Regions from separate parts of the Homo sapiens genome. Here region 2 is linked to region 1. The links are chromatin loops, found by intact Hi-C in ENCODE. Cell type or tissue: mammary epithelial cell. All regions are shown on one strand. Links, peaks and the distances in the headings refer to the core of each region. The heading gives the core; the rest is flanking DNA. Region 1 has its middle 84 kb from the start of PRG4. Region 2 overlaps HMCN1 (hemicentin 1).

What was found. Hi-C counts contacts between places; a loop is a spot of excess contacts. Peaks named below come from ENCODE experiments on the same cell type or tissue, not always from the same donor. Only the 100,000 strongest peaks of a DNase experiment are listed, where the experiment ranks them.
Region 2: it touches region 1 in a loop (5-fold over the local background); 9 of 110 quality-filtered maps call a loop at or near these places.

The regions. Positions count from the first base shown.
Region 1 is chr1:186,207,865-186,217,502 of GRCh38, forward strand. No RefSeq gene overlaps it. Among named protein-coding and RNA genes, the nearest start is that of PRG4, 84 kb to the right of the region's middle. In mammary epithelial cell, for the core only: a CTCF peak has its summit at 4,959; a DNase peak (open chromatin) is centred at 4,927.
Region 2 is chr1:185,992,135-186,001,772 of GRCh38, forward strand. HMCN1 (hemicentin 1) reads left to right here. Exons shown (of 107, transcript NM_031935.3): 23 at 1,048-1,175; 24 at 2,681-2,953; 25 at 5,295-5,390; 26 at 7,911-8,105; 27 at 9,164-9,294; 28 at 9,460-9,607. Among named protein-coding and RNA genes, the nearest start is that of HMCN1, 260 kb to the left of the region's middle. In mammary epithelial cell, for the core only: no CTCF peak of the experiment used is centred there; a DNase peak (open chromatin) is centred at 4,297.

The sequences.
Region 1 (9,638 bases), core at 718-8,717:
GCTCAAAATGTAATTCCCTTGGGAAATTGAGGTTGCTTAACCATTGCTTCTCACACAAAGCCTGAACCTGGCCATTGAAAGGCCAACATGGTCCATACTACAGCTGAACATGAAGGTTTGTCTTCATACAAATTCTCATTCCTGGTCTGAGATCAAAGGTACCAACATCGCTCTGGTGGAAGAATTGCAGTAGGAAATAGAGCACTTGGCAGCATTCAGAATGCCATTACACTAGGCAGGCAAAGTTCCCCAAGTACTTGTTATTAAGTAAGATTAAAAGCGAGGATACAACTTGCTAAATTGACACTATCAAGATAAATGGTGTTCTATCTTTCTTGCAATTTTTTATTTCACTTTGAAATAAAGTACAACTCAAATTATCTGATGATTGCACCCTAGGAAAATGTTTCCAAAAAAAAGAAAAGAAAGATAAGTAGCTTTATTCCCAGGTAGCACAAAAACTAGCTTTCATTCAAAGCAGATGAGAAAGACAATGAACAAGAAGTAATGGTTCTCTGTATCCATTCAGCTTCCTGCCTGCAGGATACTGTTCCACAGACTAAAGGTAAAAACAAAGAGACACTTTAATCTTTCTCACACCCTGGGAGCTTTGATCCCATAAGCTGATTTTTCAGTACTAATTGTTATATCTGGATTCTGAACAAATGAAACTGAGCCTTCCCAGCCTCTAGTTCGAAGAGGCACAGGCATCTGTCCTCAGTTGACACACACCCAGCTAAAACATTGCAGCTTGGCTGGCCTTTTGTCATTGCTCTCTTGACAGCAAAATAACTATCATCTGGCTTGGTTGGATCAAAGAAGGACATGCATTTGAGGCGGGGCTGTTCCTTTACAGAATAACACTTCGTTATTATTACCTCTTTGGCGACATGATATGGAAATTAAAAATAAGCATCTTTTGATATGCAGCAGAAACAATCACCAGACCTGCAGACTGAACTTGACTTTTTGCCTAGCAGTCTCTTTGAAAAGAAACTGCTGCTTCTACAGTTCTTCCATCTTTTAGTGGTTGCTTCAGATGTTGGGTTTAAAGAAACCTTGAAGTATGAGTCACAAACAACAAGACAGAGGGACTGTTGATATGTCTACTCCAGTAGGGAAATGAGGATGCACTACAGTTTATTTGCAGGTCCTAATGTGCCAAACAGTAGAGCTTGTTTCAGCCTGTCCTAATCTCTGCCCCTAATCAAAGGCCCCCACATGAGAATTGTTGGTTACTCTAGTTTGTCACACATGTTATTAGTTTTCAAGCTGGAAAGTGTGGAGATGATTGTACATATGAGGAAGCTGAGGTCCAGAAAGCAGGAGTGATAACTTTAAAGTCTGACCAAGTACTTAGGTCCCATCTCAGGCTCTGTGCCACTTAAGAAAGCATGTCCCAATTAATTCATTTTTGGTTACACTTGTCAATTTTAAATTTTACCTTGGGTCACCTGAGTATGGATGGATAACAGAAATAATCCTACTCATAAAAATAAATGTGGGAAAGAGTTTAGAGGTGGTAGAAGTTATAGAGGCAGACATATGGTATAGACTAGAATAAGAAATAGACCACACAATATAGAACAGAATAAGATAATGAAAGGATAAAGAAAAAGAAGAAAGAAGGTGTCATTATGGGTTGAATTACATCCCCCAAAAGACATGTTGAAGTCCTAACTGCTAGTAGCTATGAATATAACCTTATTTGGAAATAGGGTCTTTGCAGACATAATCAAGTTAAAATGAGGTCATGAGGGTAGGCCCTAATCTAAATCTGACTGATGTCCTTAGAAGACACACAGGGAACGTGCCGAGTGATGACAGAGGCCGGGATTGGAGTGATGCCGCTGCAAGCCTAAAAACATCAAGGATCGATGGCCACACCAGAAGCTAGGAAAAGGCAGGGAAGGAGTCTCACCAGTAGGTTTCAGAAGGAGCATGTCCCTGCTGACACCTTGATTTTGGACTTCAGGACTTCAGAACCGTGGGAGAATAAATTTGTTGTTTTAAGCCATGCAGTTTGTGGTACTTAGTTATGGCAGCACTAGGAAACTAATACAGGGTCAGAAGGAGAAACCTGAACCTGAGATCACCCAACTATACCCCGATGTGAAGCAGAATTAAGATACTTCACCAGTTGGCTCAAAGGCTAACATTTTCAGAATTTTTTTCACCCTTCATAAAATCAAAGCAATCTTTACTTGTGCTCCATTTTCCAGCACCACTCTACTTTTTGTTGTTGTTGTTTTTAACAGAGCTCTCTGAAGCTAACTTGATTTCATTTGCCAGTTCTGTGAGTAGTCCAGAATTTAATCTGTCCCATCCTAGAGACTTGAGCTCATTTAGGACAGCCAGGTAAACTCAACCATCTTCACGCTGTCGTTCAGTCTTAACAACGTTCCATCTTCTTCAACCGGAAGTTCATTCTTCTCAATAGGCAGAACTGAAACCAGTTAGGATTTGGAGAAGTCCTGCCTCCCTGTGTCTATTGTAGTGGACTTCCGTTAGGTTTTGGCAAACACACAACTCTCCACCTATGTTGTGGGGCATCCCGCATTGTGCAAGATATTGCTGATACATGACACCTTATCCACTCCCTCCTCCCGAAAGTCAAAGGGAAGAGAACCCACTGCGTGACATTTTCCTGCCTGGGAACTTGCAAAGGGCACAAGGGACACAAAGCAACCCAAAGGTGAAGGGCTGGTCAGGGACGCGCTCTCTTTGTGCTTTGGCAACAGCTGCCTCCCGGCCACGCTGTTCTGCTAAGGGAGTGATTATTATATTTCCTCTTTCTTTCTTCTGATTTTTCTCCAATATACATAGTTCTTAATAAAAATTTCCTATACATACCTTTCTAATACACCTTTCTCACCTGAGAATGATTTCTAGATGTGGACTTGCTGGGTCAAAAATAACTCCTGAGGGTTCAGAGATGTATTAACAAATTGCTCTGAGGACACAATTACACTCTCAAGTAGAAACCACTTAATTTTGCCAACTTCATCATAAATTTTTACTCTGATAAAATTATAAGCTATATGTTTTTATTGTAAATCTATCTATTTGTAAATCTCCCCATAAACTAGAAACCAGACACATAATTTTGAAGGCCATGTATTTCTTATTAGTTCTCCATAAAACCAATTCATACCAGTTTTTTTGTTTTTTTCCTTTTTGAGGTGGAGTTTTGCTCTTGTCACCCAGGCTGGAGCGCAATGGTGCAATCTCGGCCCACTGCAACTTCCGCCTCCCAGATTCAAGCGATTCTCCTGTCTCACCCTCCCAAGTAGCTGGGATTATAGGCACATACCACTACGCTCGGCTAATTTTTGTATTTTTAGTAGAGACAGAGTTTCATCACATGGGTCAGGCTGGTCTCGAACTCCCGACCTGAGGTGATCCACCCACCTCGGCCTCCCGAAATGTTGGGATTACAGGCATGAGCCACTGCGCCTGGCAAAAATTGTGTCTTCATGAAAAATGCACGTCATCACTGGCCATCAGAGAAATGCAAATCAAGACCACAATGAGATACCATCTCACACCAGTTAGAATGGCGATCATTAAAAAGTCAGGAAGCAACAGCTGCTGGAGAGGATGTGGAGAAATAGGAACACTTTTACATTGTTGGTGGGAGTGTAAACTAGTTCAACCATTGTGGAAGACAGTGTGGCAATTCCTCAAGGATCTAGAAATAGAAATACCATTTGACCCATTTGACCCAGCCATCCCATTACTGTGTATATACCCAAAGGATTATAAATCATGCTGCTATAAAGACACATGCACATGTATGTTTATTGCAGCACTATTCACAATAGCAAATACTTGGAACCAACCCAGATGTCCAACAATGATAGACTGGATTAAGAAAATGTGGCACATATACACCATGGAATACTATGCAGCTATAAAAAAGGATGAGTTCATGTTCTTTGTAGGGACATGGATGAAGCTAGAAACCATCATTCTGAACAAACTATAGTAAGGACAGAAAACTAAACATTGTATGTTCTCACTCATAGGTGGGAATTAATAATGAGAACACTTGGACACAGGGTGGGGAACATCACACATGGGGGCCTGTTGTGGGGTGGGGGGAGGGGGGAGGGATGGCATTAGGAGACATCCCTAATGTAAATGATGAGTTAATGGGGCAGCACACCAACATGGCACATGTATACATATAAAACAAACCTGCACATTGTGCACATGTACCCTAGAACTTAAAGTGTAATTTTAAAAATAAATAAATAAAAATAAAAATTACGTCTTATTTGCCATCATGCCCTAGTAACTGTACAACATCTAACACACAGTTAGGTACATAATAAATATGGAAATAAATGAATTTGAATTGATGTCTGATGAGAAACCGGTTTTGAAAACCAATAACTTTACAGAGAATGTTATCAGTATTTTTTTTTCAAAATAAAAACTTCCTTAGTAACAGGACAAACAATTCAAGGAAGCAGGATTTCGCATCCTTGAATTATACTTCCAAGATTTTGCCAAACAATTTATTTTTTAATCTTTACTTTTGAATGAGTGATTTATTGACAAAGTACAAACAAAACAGCAAACACCAATACAGAAGTGAAAGGAGAACTCCCCATGCCTAGGCCTGAATCCTCCGTTTTCCTTTCTAGAGGCAAGCGCTATTACAGCCAAACAACATTTTTCAATGGTATCAATTCACTACGAAGCATTTTCAAAATTCCATCAATCAACAAACACCATTCCTATAGATAAAGGCATGCTTTGCTAAGTTTTCTGCAAGTGCTCTTTCTGCCCTTGGATGAGGATGTAGCTCCATGATGATGAATGTCACCTGGAGATCAACATCATTTCCCACACTACCCTTGTGAAAGGAGCAAACATCTGTGGAATGTCTGTCTGGCCTTCTCAAAGCAAGCATGAGAGCATGCTTGTGTGTTCCAAGGGTGACATCCACTGGTGTACAATTATAACTGCAGGTAGCAGGCCTTCCAAGATCTTCAGATGAGAAATCCTTAACTCGAATGCTAACAGACACAGTGATTCTCAGACATTCATCCATTACTCCTGACTTTCTAAACACAGTAGCCAGCCTTACCTATTTCGGATCACAGAAGAGAAGGTTGAATTGTTCTGCATCAGCCATAAAGATGTGCCTCTGGACAGTCATTCATCCATTTGTCTCACAAGTAATATTGAGAATGAACCAGATACATGCCAGTTACTGAACACCTCACACAGTATTAGGAACAACGATGAAAAAAAAGCACAGTCCTACCCTCAAGGGCATTTTCAAATTTGAAAGAGAGGTGAAACATACACAGGTAACTATTGGATATGGCAGGACATGGCAACTTCTGCACTCACGTGTGCATGAATTTTGCCCTGATTTGTTATTTCATCTAGTCTTCACAACAATTTTTAAATATTGAAAATGTTACCATATTTTCAGCAGAATTAACAGGTAGAAAAACCAAGGTTCAGAGAGATTAAGTGGCATGTCTATGGTTACACAGCAATAAATGTCTGATTCCAATTTGGCATGATTCCAAAATCCAGACTTCCAGCACCACCCGGTGCAATCCACCAGCTTAGCTCATAGAGCAAAGGCAATTCCAATCTTTTCCAGGGTTTCTAGCCTGCATCTTATGTTTTAAAAGGGTATCTCTATCACAGATTCAGTAGAGAATTTGTATTCCAATAAAACTACTATCAGAGATAGAGTAAGATTATAAATATATAGGAAATCTTGAAAGTCAAACTCGGTAGAACATTCACTCTCTATATTCAGATTCTTAAGTTTTCTGCCAGCTCCCCTGAACAGAAGACTTATTATATCAATATAGGTCCTTAAGCTGGGCAACATGGCAAAACCCCATCTCTACAAAAAATACAAAAATTATCCAGACATATAATTAGGTCCTTAGATATACGTGCCACCTCGCCCAGCTAAGATATATAGGTCCTTAGTTTGTAACTCTTGTGAGTCAAACATTTCTAGAGAAAGAAAATCTGGCTTATACACTTGGACACCAAAACATACCAGTTGTATCAATCATGATTTGATCAGAGAAGGAAAACCTCTGGGAAGTCACGTATGTAATAGGAGATTATCACAGAGATTTGATCTCACACAATCATGAGAGATGGTCAAATAGTTGACTTTCTGCTGTTATTTTCACATTTATTACTGTGCCTGAGGTCAGCAAGGAAGACATCCAGGAAGGAAAGATAGTTGTGAGGTGAGGGAGAGCAATGACAAACTGGAACCAAGAGGACAGGCTGGAACCTGTATTGGCCCCTTACGGCCTCCCAGTCTCCAACTTCAATGATGCTAGTAACCTACAGGAGGAGGGGTGCTCTTTATAATGGGGCTAAACATGCACTTGGCCCGGGAGAAGCAGCAGCTGGGAGTGGTCCAGTGGGAACCGGAGGTGCCCAGCTGCTGTCCATGACAATAGCATGAGCCAGCAGACCCTGGACCATGTGTGCGCCCTGCACCAATTATCTCAATGTAAAAATCATATGGCCCTGGCTATTTTTACCTTTCAAACTGTATGCAAAGTATCTCCTATGACCCACACTAACCTGGAATTATGCAGTGAAAGAAATTCTGGGAAATGTAGCTCCAGCTTAAATACACCAACATGAGACAAAGCAAAACACATTATACATGCAGAATTATTTTGCTGGTGTTTTATTTAAATGTGAATTATTTCTTTCTCTAAACCACAGATAAAGCCCATTTTTGCCTATTTGGCTAAATTAATATATCAATTATTATCTAATGGCCAGATAATAACAAAGAAAATAGGTTCTTAGTCATGAGACATAATCACATGAACACTTAGTTTTACCCAAGGAAGGTATCTTGCAGGGAGAAAATAAATGGAAAATGGACATAAAATCCATATCCATTCTGAGAAAACCCCAAATTCTTCACTAATCTCAACATGTGCTTGAATTCCTCCTATACCTCTATGCCCTCATACCCAGGAAGCAAGGATCATTTTAGCCAGAGCAGCAGGAGACCAGTGCTGGAAGCCTAGGCTTCTCTTCATTCAACCATTGACAACATGAGATTCTGTCAGCTCATGACTTGATGAAGCTGGAATCTGAGGTTACACCTTCCAATTATACATTGCATAGCTGTTTACTTGGTAACCATGAGGAAGGCTTCCCACTCGCCCCTCTTTGGCATTATTGAAGTAACCACCACAGCCAATGATCCTGGAGGCTTACAGAAGTTCTTCAAGGACACTCCTCATCAGGATTCAGATAGGACAGGACTCTAACAGCAGTAGAATGAATGCATCTCTGGTCATTACAACACAGCCTTTCACATTCAACCATTTCCAGACTCTCTTCTGGAGAGTTGGTAGGTTAAATACCAACTCTTAACTGATTAATCAAAAGCAGCTTAATTCTTATTTTAAAAATGTGATTTTAGCATAGAATTAAATACTAGCTACAATCTTCCAATCTGAATACTCAATCTAAAATCTGGGTCTACTTTCTATTATATTCAATTCATAATGTCAGTTTTGAGAACAAATCACATGACAGATCAAAAATATACTGTCAACCATTTGCAAATATATGACTATTTATGATAATGGGATATCATACTTTTTAGTAATCTATGCTTAAACAGGCAGGAGACCTATGAGTAGCAAAGGAATAACAATGCTAAATCTCCTCATACACTTTGAACTCTATGTTTGTGAATTATCATGACTTGATTAGGCTGATAGCATCCTTGTCTCTGGGTTACTCCAAGTTGAAACACTGAATATTTGACCCTATAAGCTAATTATTATTGCTGTGGAATCTGATCAAAGTATTGAGCTTGTTATTTTTAGAATACATAGTAATTTGTGCACAATGTATGAAATTAAATATTTTTTGTTCCACATTGAAAACAATTACTGGTGGAAAGTAAATTATTAAAAATAGGTCACTGTATTGCATAAGAAGGTTCATATTAATGGGTTACTAAATACCAGAATGCTGATCATAAAAGAACAAGGCATTGCTATATTTGGCCAGGGGAAATTTCTGTGCAGTAAGTTCATGCTTATGTGACAAAGAAAGCAGCCTTCCAATTGAAGTCAGAATAATTTTTTTAAAATATATATTGCATGCATAGCACTAAAGCATCAATCCAAATTCATGTCTAAATGTCTAAAAGGCATTTAGAGTTTGGGGACTCACACAATAATAAAGGCCTGAAATAAATGGCCACCCAATCCCAAAGATAATCATCTGAGAGAAAGCCCAGTAAAAATGATATTGTGTATCCTTGATGAACATTGATGCAAAAATCCTCATTAAAATACTGGCAAACCGAATCCAGCAGCACATCAAAAAGTTTATCCACCATGATCAAGTGGGCTTCATCCCTAGGATGCAAGGCTGGTTCAACATATGAAAATCAATAAATGTAATCCAGCATATAAACAGAACCAAAGACAAAAACCACATGATTATCTCAATAGATGCAGAAAAAGCCTTTGACAAAATTCAACAACCCTTCATGCTAAAAACTCTCAATAAATTAGGTATCGATGGGACTTATCTCAAAATAATAAGAGCTATCTATGACAAACCCACAGCCAATATCATACTGAATGGACAAAAATTGGAAGCATTCCCTTTGAAACCTGGCACAAGACAGGGATGCCCTCTCTCACCACTCCTATTCAACATAGTGTTGGAAGTTCTGGCCAGGGCAATTAGGCAGGAGAAGGAAATAAAGGGTATTCAATTAGGAAAAGAGGAAGTCAAATTGTCCCTGTTTGCAGATGACATGATTGTATATCTAGAAAACCCCATCGTCTCAGCCCAAAATCTCCTTAAGCTGATAAGCAACTTCAGCAAAGTCTCAGGATACAAAATCAATGTGCAAAAATCACAAGCATTCTTATACACCAATAACAGACAAACAGAGAGCCAAATCATGAGTGAACTCCCATTCACAATTGCTTCAAAGAGAATAAAATACCTAGGAATCCAACTTACAAGGGATGTGAAGGACCTCTTCAAGAACTACAAACCACTGCTCAATGAAATAAAAGAGGATACAAACAAATGGAAGAACATTCCATGCTCATGGGTAGGAAGAATCAGTATCGTGAAAATGGCCATACTGCCCAAGGTAATTTATAGATTCGATGCCATCCCCATCAAGCTACCAATGACTTTCTTCACAGAACTGGAAAAAACTACTTTAAAGTTCATATGGAACCAAAAAAGAGCCCACATTGCCAAGTCAATCCTAAGCCAAAAGAACAAAGCTGGAGGCATCACGCTACCTGACTTCAAACTATACTACAAGGCTACAGTAACTAAAACAGCATGGTACTGGTACCAAAACAGAGATATAGACCAATGGAACAGAACAGAGCCCTCAGAAATAATGCTGCATATCTACAACTATCTGATCTTTGACAAACCTCACAGAAACAAGCAATGGGGAAAGGATTCCCTATTTAATAAATGGTGCTGGGAAAACTGGCTAGCCATAGGTAGAAAGCTGAAACTGGATCCCTTCCTTACACCTTATACAAAAATTAATTCAAGATGGATTAAAGACTTACATGTTAGACCTAAAACCATAAAAACCCTAGAAGAAAACC
Region 2 (9,638 bases), core at 539-8,538, 220 kb before region 1:
GTAGAAATTTGGTCTTTATTTTTGATAATAATCTTTTGTCTTTTATATGTGTTGAAAATATCTTCTCTCAGTCTATTTCTGTGGTGTCAAGTTTATGTGTGGTGTCTTTTGTTGTACAGAAGGTTTCAGTTTTTAAGGAGCACAGTGTATTAATCTGTTCTTTTTCAGATGTGCACTTTTTGTATCTTAACATGAAGAAAATTATAAACATAACCTTCAATGTTTAATTCTAATATTTTAAGTTTTCTTTTTCACATTTTGGACTTCAATCTATCTGAATTTTAAATTTTGTAAATAATATCAGGTAGTGCTCTAATTTTATATCTTTATTTTTCCATTTGGAGAGCCAGTTGCCCGACATCACTTTGAATAGTCAATACTTTCCTTACTTTTTGTAATATCACCTCTGATGTTACATATTACATGTTGAGTTTTCAAATATGCTTAGGTCTTTCTGGAGGACTCTGTCCTTAACTATTTATTCATTTGCATGTCTCTGGGCCAAGAGCACTCTGCATTTGACTTAGCTGTATAAGAAATCTTGGTACTAGGTAGGTCTACCTAGCCTCCCCTATCCTTTAAAACTATTTTAACACAATGCAATAACATTTTTATATGTAGGTCTGGCTCACCCAGCTGCATTATTACTCAATAGGAGGAATGTATTCAACTATTTTTGAGAACATGTATGTCTTCTTTTTCCTTTACTTTAACATTGTAGAAAATAATAATAAAACGTTCAAAATAAATACAAAGTTAACTCAAATATACATTTGCTTTATAGAGCAGAAAGAAGCACAATTATTTGGGAATTTCAGACCATTAAGATTTAAAAGTAAAATAAAACTGTTTTATGTTTGCAGGAAAATCATACACAAGATAATTATGAAAAGTCCTGGCTTTTAAGATGTATAGATGTACATTGCAGATGGGAAAATGGTTTAAAAAACTACTTGCAGAGTAGTAATTTCATACTGAAGTGTAGCTGCATAGGGGATATTTAAATTCTCCTCTTCCATGGTCTACTATATGGTTTCTTTCTTTTAGACACACATTCCTCCCTTCTGGTTCAATGAAGATCACTGAAACCCGCACTTCAGATAGTGGGATGTATCTTTGTGTTGCCACAAATATTGCTGGGAATGTGACTCAGGCTGTCAAATTAAATGTCCATGGTGAGTCTTGAAATGAGAACATATGACAACCCTGTGGACTGGCCACACAAAAACCCGTAATCCTAGTTTATTTGATAGTTAATTTCCAAATTGTATATAGAGTGATTAAAGAAAAAAATTCTCTAAAATCTGAGACTTGTGATTTTCTTTTGTTTACTCTGAAAAGTCTTCCTGCTATTTATAAACAATCTTCTGTTTCTTCCTTTATCAAATAAACTATGTTAAATTTTTGGATCTCAATTTTTCTACTGGTCAACAGTCACTTATTGCTATTATTGTTGATATACAGTAGAAAAAAATGTGTTTAAGCCGGTAGCATTTTATAGAAGCTAATACAAATTTCAAATAATAATTTATTAGTATTTAAATGATAATTTTCAATATTTAAAGATCTCAGCAACTGAAAAAATTGTTTCCTAGGACTCTTTGACTACAGCTCCCTAGTTAGTTTGCTTTATTCCTCCAATCCACATAGTCCATCCAGTTCTTCATTCATTCAACACACTGAGTGCATACTCTACACCAGGCATTGTTTAGATGAAAGATATTCAAATATCAGAAGAAATTAGCTGAGATAGGATTGATCTGATTTCACTCTCAGATGAATCACCACAATTGTGTCCCCATTGATTATGTGGTGTGAAGTCACACCAGAGTTCTGTCATTTACTAGCTCTAGGGCATCAGGCATATTCACTAACCTTTCTTATTTTTAGTTTTCCCTTTCATAAAATGATGATAATATTATCATAAACTATATAAGGTTGTTAGTGACAACCTTTAGAAAGTGTTCATTAAATATTAAGTTAAAGAAAAAAACATAGAAATTGTGCTTTTTAAGGATGTATGGTACATTAATTATAATTATGTCCTTGTGGCTCAACTTGATTCTACAGTGCACAATGCAAGTATGTGGAAATCAGGAATCATTTGCTGGTGTTTTGATAAACTACTGCATTTAAATTTCTGAAGGAAGTCGATAAAAGGAAGAGATAGAGGCTCTTTGTGGTTTTCTCATCTGAAATTAGCAAAAGATTTCATGAGAAACTTTTCTTATTGTTTCACTGATCCTTCTACAAAGAGAACAGAAACTGAGTACATGGAGAGAAATGCTTTTTGTCCCTTATATTATAGAAATTATCTGCATTGCCTTTTAAGGGAGTTTTTAAGCTAAAATTATTTACAAATTAAAAGAAGCCTAATATTTTAAAATGCTTTCTGTTCCTCAAGTTTGGAACTAAGAGTTTTATATTTATTATTTCCTGTAATCCTTGCAGTGTACTGGCATTACAGGCTATTTTCCCTGGATTATCAAGGAAACAGGCCTCAGGAAGTTTACTGACTTGTCCTAGATCACCTAGCTAGTGAATGATCCGAGCCTAGGTCCAAATTCTGAAATTATTTCACTTTTCCATGGCTGCCTGTTGATAAGGAGCTCTCGTTTAAAGTGAGTAAAGAAAGGAATTTGTGAAAGTTGGATTATTAATACCCAGTTATTATTTCTAGTTCCTCCAAAGATACAGCGTGGACCTAAACATCTCAAAGTCCAAGTTGGTCAAAGAGTGGATATTCCATGTAATGCTCAAGGGACTCCTCTTCCTGTAATCACCTGGTCCAAAGGTGGAAGCACTATGCTGGTTGATGGAGAGCACCATGTTAGCAATCCAGACGGAACTTTAAGCATCGACCAAGCCACGCCCTCAGATGCTGGCATATATACATGTGTTGCTACTAACATAGCAGGCACTGATGAAACAGAGATAACGCTACATGTCCAAGGTGATTCTTGACACAGGAAAATATATGTATGTAGGGTGGGGAGTGAGAGAAAAGCCCTAGAGCTAAATAGATTATCTTCGATAATCTTAAATGACTTCAGAAAGAGTTCTATATAACTTTTGTGACTCTTTAACTTTGAAAGAACCATTCCCAAAAGAAATGAAACATACCATTTCTAAACCTGCATCAATTTTTGTATGTTTACTTTTGAAGCAAAGTTGCCATGGATCATGTAGAAAACAGAAACAATCCTAGATGATGCCCCACCCACTATTTTTGGTTTGGGAGACATTGTGGGAAGAGTGAGTTGGAGTAGGTTGTCACCTCACAGTGCTGGGGTGCACTCAAAATAGAGCCCTAGGAAATCTAGGTCCACTACTTCTCTATTAATACTGTATTTGCTTTGAAGATTTAAAGATCAATGTTTATTTCTTCAAGCAACAAATACTGATCGAGCTCTTGCCAGGCATCTGTCATGTTTAGGCGGTGATGAGAAAGTAGTGACAAAGGCAAAACCCCTGCTTTCATGAGCTGTTATAGTGTGAGTAGACAGAAAACAGGCAAACAAATAAACAAGAAATACGATTGTGAAAAGTGCTTTGTGGGAAATTAAAATAAGACAATGGTCCTGAGAGTTGCCTATGTTAGATTAGACTATCAAGCAGGACTTCTCTGAGAAGGTGATCTTTAGAGTGAGATCCTCTGGACTGGAAAGAACCGGCCACATGAAAATCAGGGGGAAGAGCATTCTTGTCAGAGGGAATACTAGTACAAAGACAAGAAGAAAAGATAAGCAGGTATGGTATTTAGCACAGTATTAGATAGTTCTTAGCGCTGTACTGAGTATTAGTATTAATTAGTACTACTACTGTTCTAAGTATTAGTACAGTACTAAGGTACCTGGCCCATTGTAGTTTTGTTGGATGGTTGGCTAGGACACTAATGAAGAAGTTTTCCTGTTCATTCCACAAACTTTATTACATATTCATGTTTATAGTTGAATGGGACAGATAATAATTCATGAAATAGTCTCATGACTATGTAATTAGACATTGGTTATGCCCTCATGAAATGGTGGAAAACTCTATATGAGCTTTTAACAGAAAGACAAATCAAACAAGGCCTCCCTTGGGGTAGGGACATGTCAGTTGAGATTTGAAGGGTAGGTAGAAGTGAGGGGCAGCCCTTCCAAGATAATGTGGAGAGAACTTTCCAGGAGAAGGACATAGAATATGAAGAGAAGAGCATGTAATATTTTGGAGACACTGGGATCAGTCATCAATCAGTGAAGGCCAGCTGGCTGCATTCCAGACTGAGGGCTGAGTAATATGTGATGAAGCTGGAGATGTGGTCATGGGTCAGGTTATCCAAGACCTAGGAAGCCAGACTAATGAAGTTAGACTTTATTCTAAATGCAATAAGAAGACTTTAAGAAGTTATCGTTGGGAAAGTGATGTGGCAGATTTCCAGTTTTAAAAGTCACTCTTTTGGGAGGGAATCATTCGGCTAGAGAAGACAAGGGAAACTGGTATAGACTATTGTAGTAGCCCAGGTAAAAGATGATGGTAGTTAGAATGGGGAAAAGAAGGGAATGGGCTAAAAAATAAATAGGAAAGGAAATACTCGGGACATGGTGACGGATTGGATATGAGAGTGAAGGAGATAGAGTTCTCAAGAATAACTCCCAAATTTCTTCATGAAATGAATGGATGATGGAGCTGTTCAGAGACATGGGATGCACTGACAGGGGGCACTTAGGAAAGAACAGGTCTGAAACTTTATCTTATAGACAAAATGAGTACAAGTAATGATTTGAATTAGATAAGTCAATGATGAGATTTGTGTTTCAGAGAGAGTATTCTGGGAACTGTGCAGAATATCAATCTAAAGGGGAACATGTTTGAGAAAAGGATCCCCATAAGAAGTCTATTGGAATAGCCTGGTAAGAGGAAATAAGGGTTGGAAATAAGCAATGGTCTTAAGCATAGAGAGGAAGACACAGATATGTGAATATATGTGGTACTATGTGATTGGATATGGAGGTCAAGCTTAAGGGAGAAAGAAAAATGACTGGGTGGACCATAGTGCCTTCATTGAGGGAATAAGGGAACAGAACAGGATTGTGGGAAGCATAAAATAATGAATTTTGTTTGGAGAATTTTGAGTTTAAGGCACTGGGTGACGTCTAGGTAGAAATGTTTGGCAACTGGAAATAGGAATCATATTTAAAAGAAGAATCAGCAGAGATAGCAACTCATCAGTGCAGGTAGTTAATTGTGCCTTAGGAGAGTTTGAAATTGCTCAAAGAAAGCCTGTGATAATGCATTTATTTTCCTAATAGAACCACCCACAGTGGAAGATCTAGAACCTCCATATAACACTACTTTCCAAGAAAGAGTGGCCAATCAACGCATTGAATTTCCATGTCCTGCAAAAGGTACGTAATACTGAAAGATATAGGCATTGGCATAATGTTATATGGTTTCAGAATGCTATATTGAACCCAAATTGTCATCCTTATAAAATTCCACATCAATCCTTGGTAGAACATTTGAGCATAATAGAAACTAACCCATTTTTCAGATAACAGCTCTTTGAATAAGTATTTTTTTTCCTTGCAGGTATTTTATTTCTTTCAATGTAAAGACTTTCCATTCTTTCAAACTTGCCTAGTCTCACATGTTTTCCAGTTCAGATCCTTCCTGCTACTTCTTATTTCATTCTTTTTTTTTTTTTGGCAGGTTTTGTCTTTACAATGTGATAGCTGGAGCTATTCAAAATATTCCATATTTATCTCAACCAGGCAGAGGTATAATTAGGACTATTCCTTTGTTTGTTCTGGACACTTCTAAAAACCTCTTTTCCTAAATCTACTCTCAACTGGTAATTCTAGGGCCAGCTTGTAAATTGTCACTTGGAGGTTTATTCAAGCCCTTCCTTTCCTTGAATTTCTGGGCTTTCTATCCTACCATGTTTTCTGCCAGGAGATTGATATTATTTCTCCTCAGGGGAATGTGAAAAGGACTGTCACTTTCACCCTAACTCTGCCAAGTAGGTAATTAAGAACATCCTCTCTTTCAAGTGTGTATTCATCAGCAGTGATTTAAAGCAGGTTTGTATGAGTTCTGGCAAAGTCCAAGCAGTAGTCTTTCCATAACCTCCTGAATGCCTCCAGGTGGCTGGTACCATTTGTGCCCCCACATGTGCCTTTTAGTAGTTGTTCCTGGGCAGCGGCAACTGAAGGCCCTCATGGCTGTCTCTGTTTCTGTGGCAAGCTTTTCAATCTCAGCAGCAGCTGCCATGATTACTTTATTTTCTACCTATATTAAAACAAAAATGTCTTTAACAAGCTTTTCAGATACCTAAAGAATTAACAATAACTATTCCAAGAGTCACTGAGAATTAGGGAGGTGAAGCCTGGAAGGAGGCCTTCTTTAGAAGGGTTTAAGCTCAGGGAAGTACCATGAGTGTTCACTCCCACTGGACCCGCTGGTGGCAGTGTTGCTTCTTGTTCCCCACTGGATTCCTGACTCCCAAGCTAATTTCTTGTTTTGACTTCCCTTTTCCACCTAGAAAAACATCTCTTCCTTACTTCCTCATTTTCACCTGGAATATAATGCTTGAATTCATTTAAAGTTACTAGACATCGTTTTCATTATCTTTTACTATGATTTTCATCTTGCTCATGGTTGTTCTATCATTTAAAAATTAAAGACAATGCAATTTCTTTCTTTTGTTTGTTCATTTACATTTTTATTAACAAGTATTAATTAAGTAGTCTGATTAAAGTTCATAAAGGAATGACTGAGATGTAAGGAGATGATTACAGCCTCCTTTTTTCTTGACAACATGGACAGGCAACTGGAGTCTATCAGTTTAACCTTTTTGTTCTCATCAGTCAACATTATACTATGAGCACAATTAAATAGGTCAATCTTTAATTTTTTTCCATAAATATAACTTTCATAGTCACTGTTTAAGCCTTTAACTCAATTTAAGTGTAGCTTCAATGACATATTCTACATATTTCTGCTATTCTTTTATATATATATATCCTGGGTTATATGTTCATCTTTTAATATTTTACTGTCATTTAATACAGGATTATTAACAATGTCTTATGTAATCATGTAATTTTTATTTAATGTTTTTTATTATTATTATGGAGATTAAATAATTTTTTTAAATGCTTAGAATAATACCTGGCAAAATGTTTGCTAAATAAATACATTGTTAGTATAGATTTAATGTTTACTTATTTCCAATATTCCTTTTGATTCTATTATACACTCAAAGATTGTTGTATCATTTTTTTTCTCCAAGAGTACATCATTTCCATTCATTCTGTTAGTCATAAATGAATCCAGGAAAGCTATTTCTCAACTACCATTTCAAGAATTGAGCTATTATCCTTTGTTTAACAGAATCAGATCTCCAAAAGATGCATGAACAGTAGAGTTTCCTCATCTTTGCAATATCAGGCCTTTTTAAAAAAGGGAATTATAAAACATCGTGTCTCCATATCATATATACACTCTATTTGGTTGGCAGTCTTCATGTTGTATTTCTGTGATGGTGTCTTATTTTTGCTCTGTCTTTATTTCACCCTAAAACTCTCCCCACATCCAGTCCGTAGGATTAATATAGTTCCTGCCCTGCCAACAAATCACTGTGAACTCACTAGGAAAATGCTTTACTTACTATCATCTGAATGTTTAGATAAAAACAACTTTGTTCAAACTTTACCATAGGTCTCTTAAGACCCACCGGGATTTAGAGGCATTAACTAACATAATCTTCATATTTCCATGCCAGGAGAAATATCTTGAAGGTAGCATAGGACCTAAGGTTATAAATTATTGTCATAACAAAAACTTTATTTCTCTTTGATATATTTGATATTTAATAATTTCTGTTTTTGTTGTAAAATATCACAAGACTTTAATTTCTTATTTAGGTACCCCTAAACCAACCATCAAATGGTTACACAATGGTAGAGAGTTGACAGGCAGAGAGCCTGGCATTTCTATCTTGGAAGATGGCACATTGCTGGTTATTGCTTCTGTTACACCCTATGACAATGGGGAGTACATCTGTGTGGCAGTCAATGAAGCTGGAACCACAGAAAGAAAATATAACCTCAAAGTCCATGGTAAATGTAGCTAAAATCATGTAACTGACTGTTTGCCAGTCTCCAGTTCTTAAATGTTTAAATTATTCTCTCAGTGTAATATCATTTAATATTAATGTGAATAGCAGTATTACCAAACAGAAATCTGGTGGTATGATTGCATTTATTATTTGATTTAAACTTTCATGTAATTTTTTATTGTGACTTTACATCATTCAAAATTCAAATGGTAGAAAAAGATACATAGTAAAAAGTCTCCTGACCCTGTGCTGAGCCATCTACTTATCCTCTATTTGGGATAAAGGAAAGTTATCAGCGTGTAGGGTGTGTGTGTGTGTGTATGTGTGTGTGTGTGTGTGTGTGTGTGTGTGTGTATGTATGTGTCTTCCCGGAGATATTTTATGAATATAGAAAGAAATACAATGTTTTATCCTCTTTTTATTTATAAAACGTACACATATAATAGAACATTATATTCACATTTTTCACCTTCTCTGTCTCACTAAACAATCTATCTTGGATTTTATTTAATGTTCCTAACTGTATAGCATCTCATTGTGTAGATACACAACGATTTATTTAACCTTCCTCTGTTAATGATGAGCGTGTAGGTTATTAACAGTTGTTTTTATTAACTTTAAATGAAAATACTGTATATATGCCATTTTGCAAAAGTGAAAGTGTATATATATTTTAAAATTTGATGAATATTGGTTTCTTTAGACACTGGGCAATATTCACCCTCATCAACAAAGTAGTGAGTCTCATGTGACTTAATTAAGACCCCATAAGCTTGTATTTTGAGTAATATGTGAAATAAAAGTAGATTCTCCCTTAAGCTTATCCCAAATTTTATCCTAAATTTAAAACCTTGAAATAATAAAAATCCAATAAGGGTTGTTATTATAAATACATTGGTCAAAACTTTTTAATTTTATAACAAAGCATATGCTTAAATATGTCTAGCTTTTCTAGCCATCAAATATTTCAGAATTTGCTGTATAAAGGCCCTTATAAAGAAACTCTATAAATAATATTTATTATGAAACTAGCTAGCTATGACTCCTCTCTTTTTGCAGTTCCTCCAGTAATTAAAGATAAAGAACAAGTTACAAATGTGTCGGTGTTGTTAAATCAGCTGACCAATCTCTTCTGTGAAGTGGAAGGCACTCCATCTCCCATCATTATGTGGTATAAAGATAATGTCCAGGTAAATAGAGTCATCCAAATACGTGTAATTCCTTGCCTCTGCATCTGAAGTAGGTTGTTCAGATGTTCATTTCTTACTACTAATAATATAAACATTCTACTTCAATTTTTAATTATGCATTTTTATTAGGATTGGAAATAACACTGACCATTTTGGCCCTTAAAGGTGACTGAAAGCAGCACTATTCAGACTGTGAACAATGGGAAGATACTGAAGCTCTTCAGAGCCACTCCAGAGGATGCAGGAAGATATTCCTGCAAAGCAATTAATATTGCAGGCACTTCTCAGAAGTACTTTAACATTGATGTGCTAGGTAAGAAATACATCCTTTTAAAAAACTACAA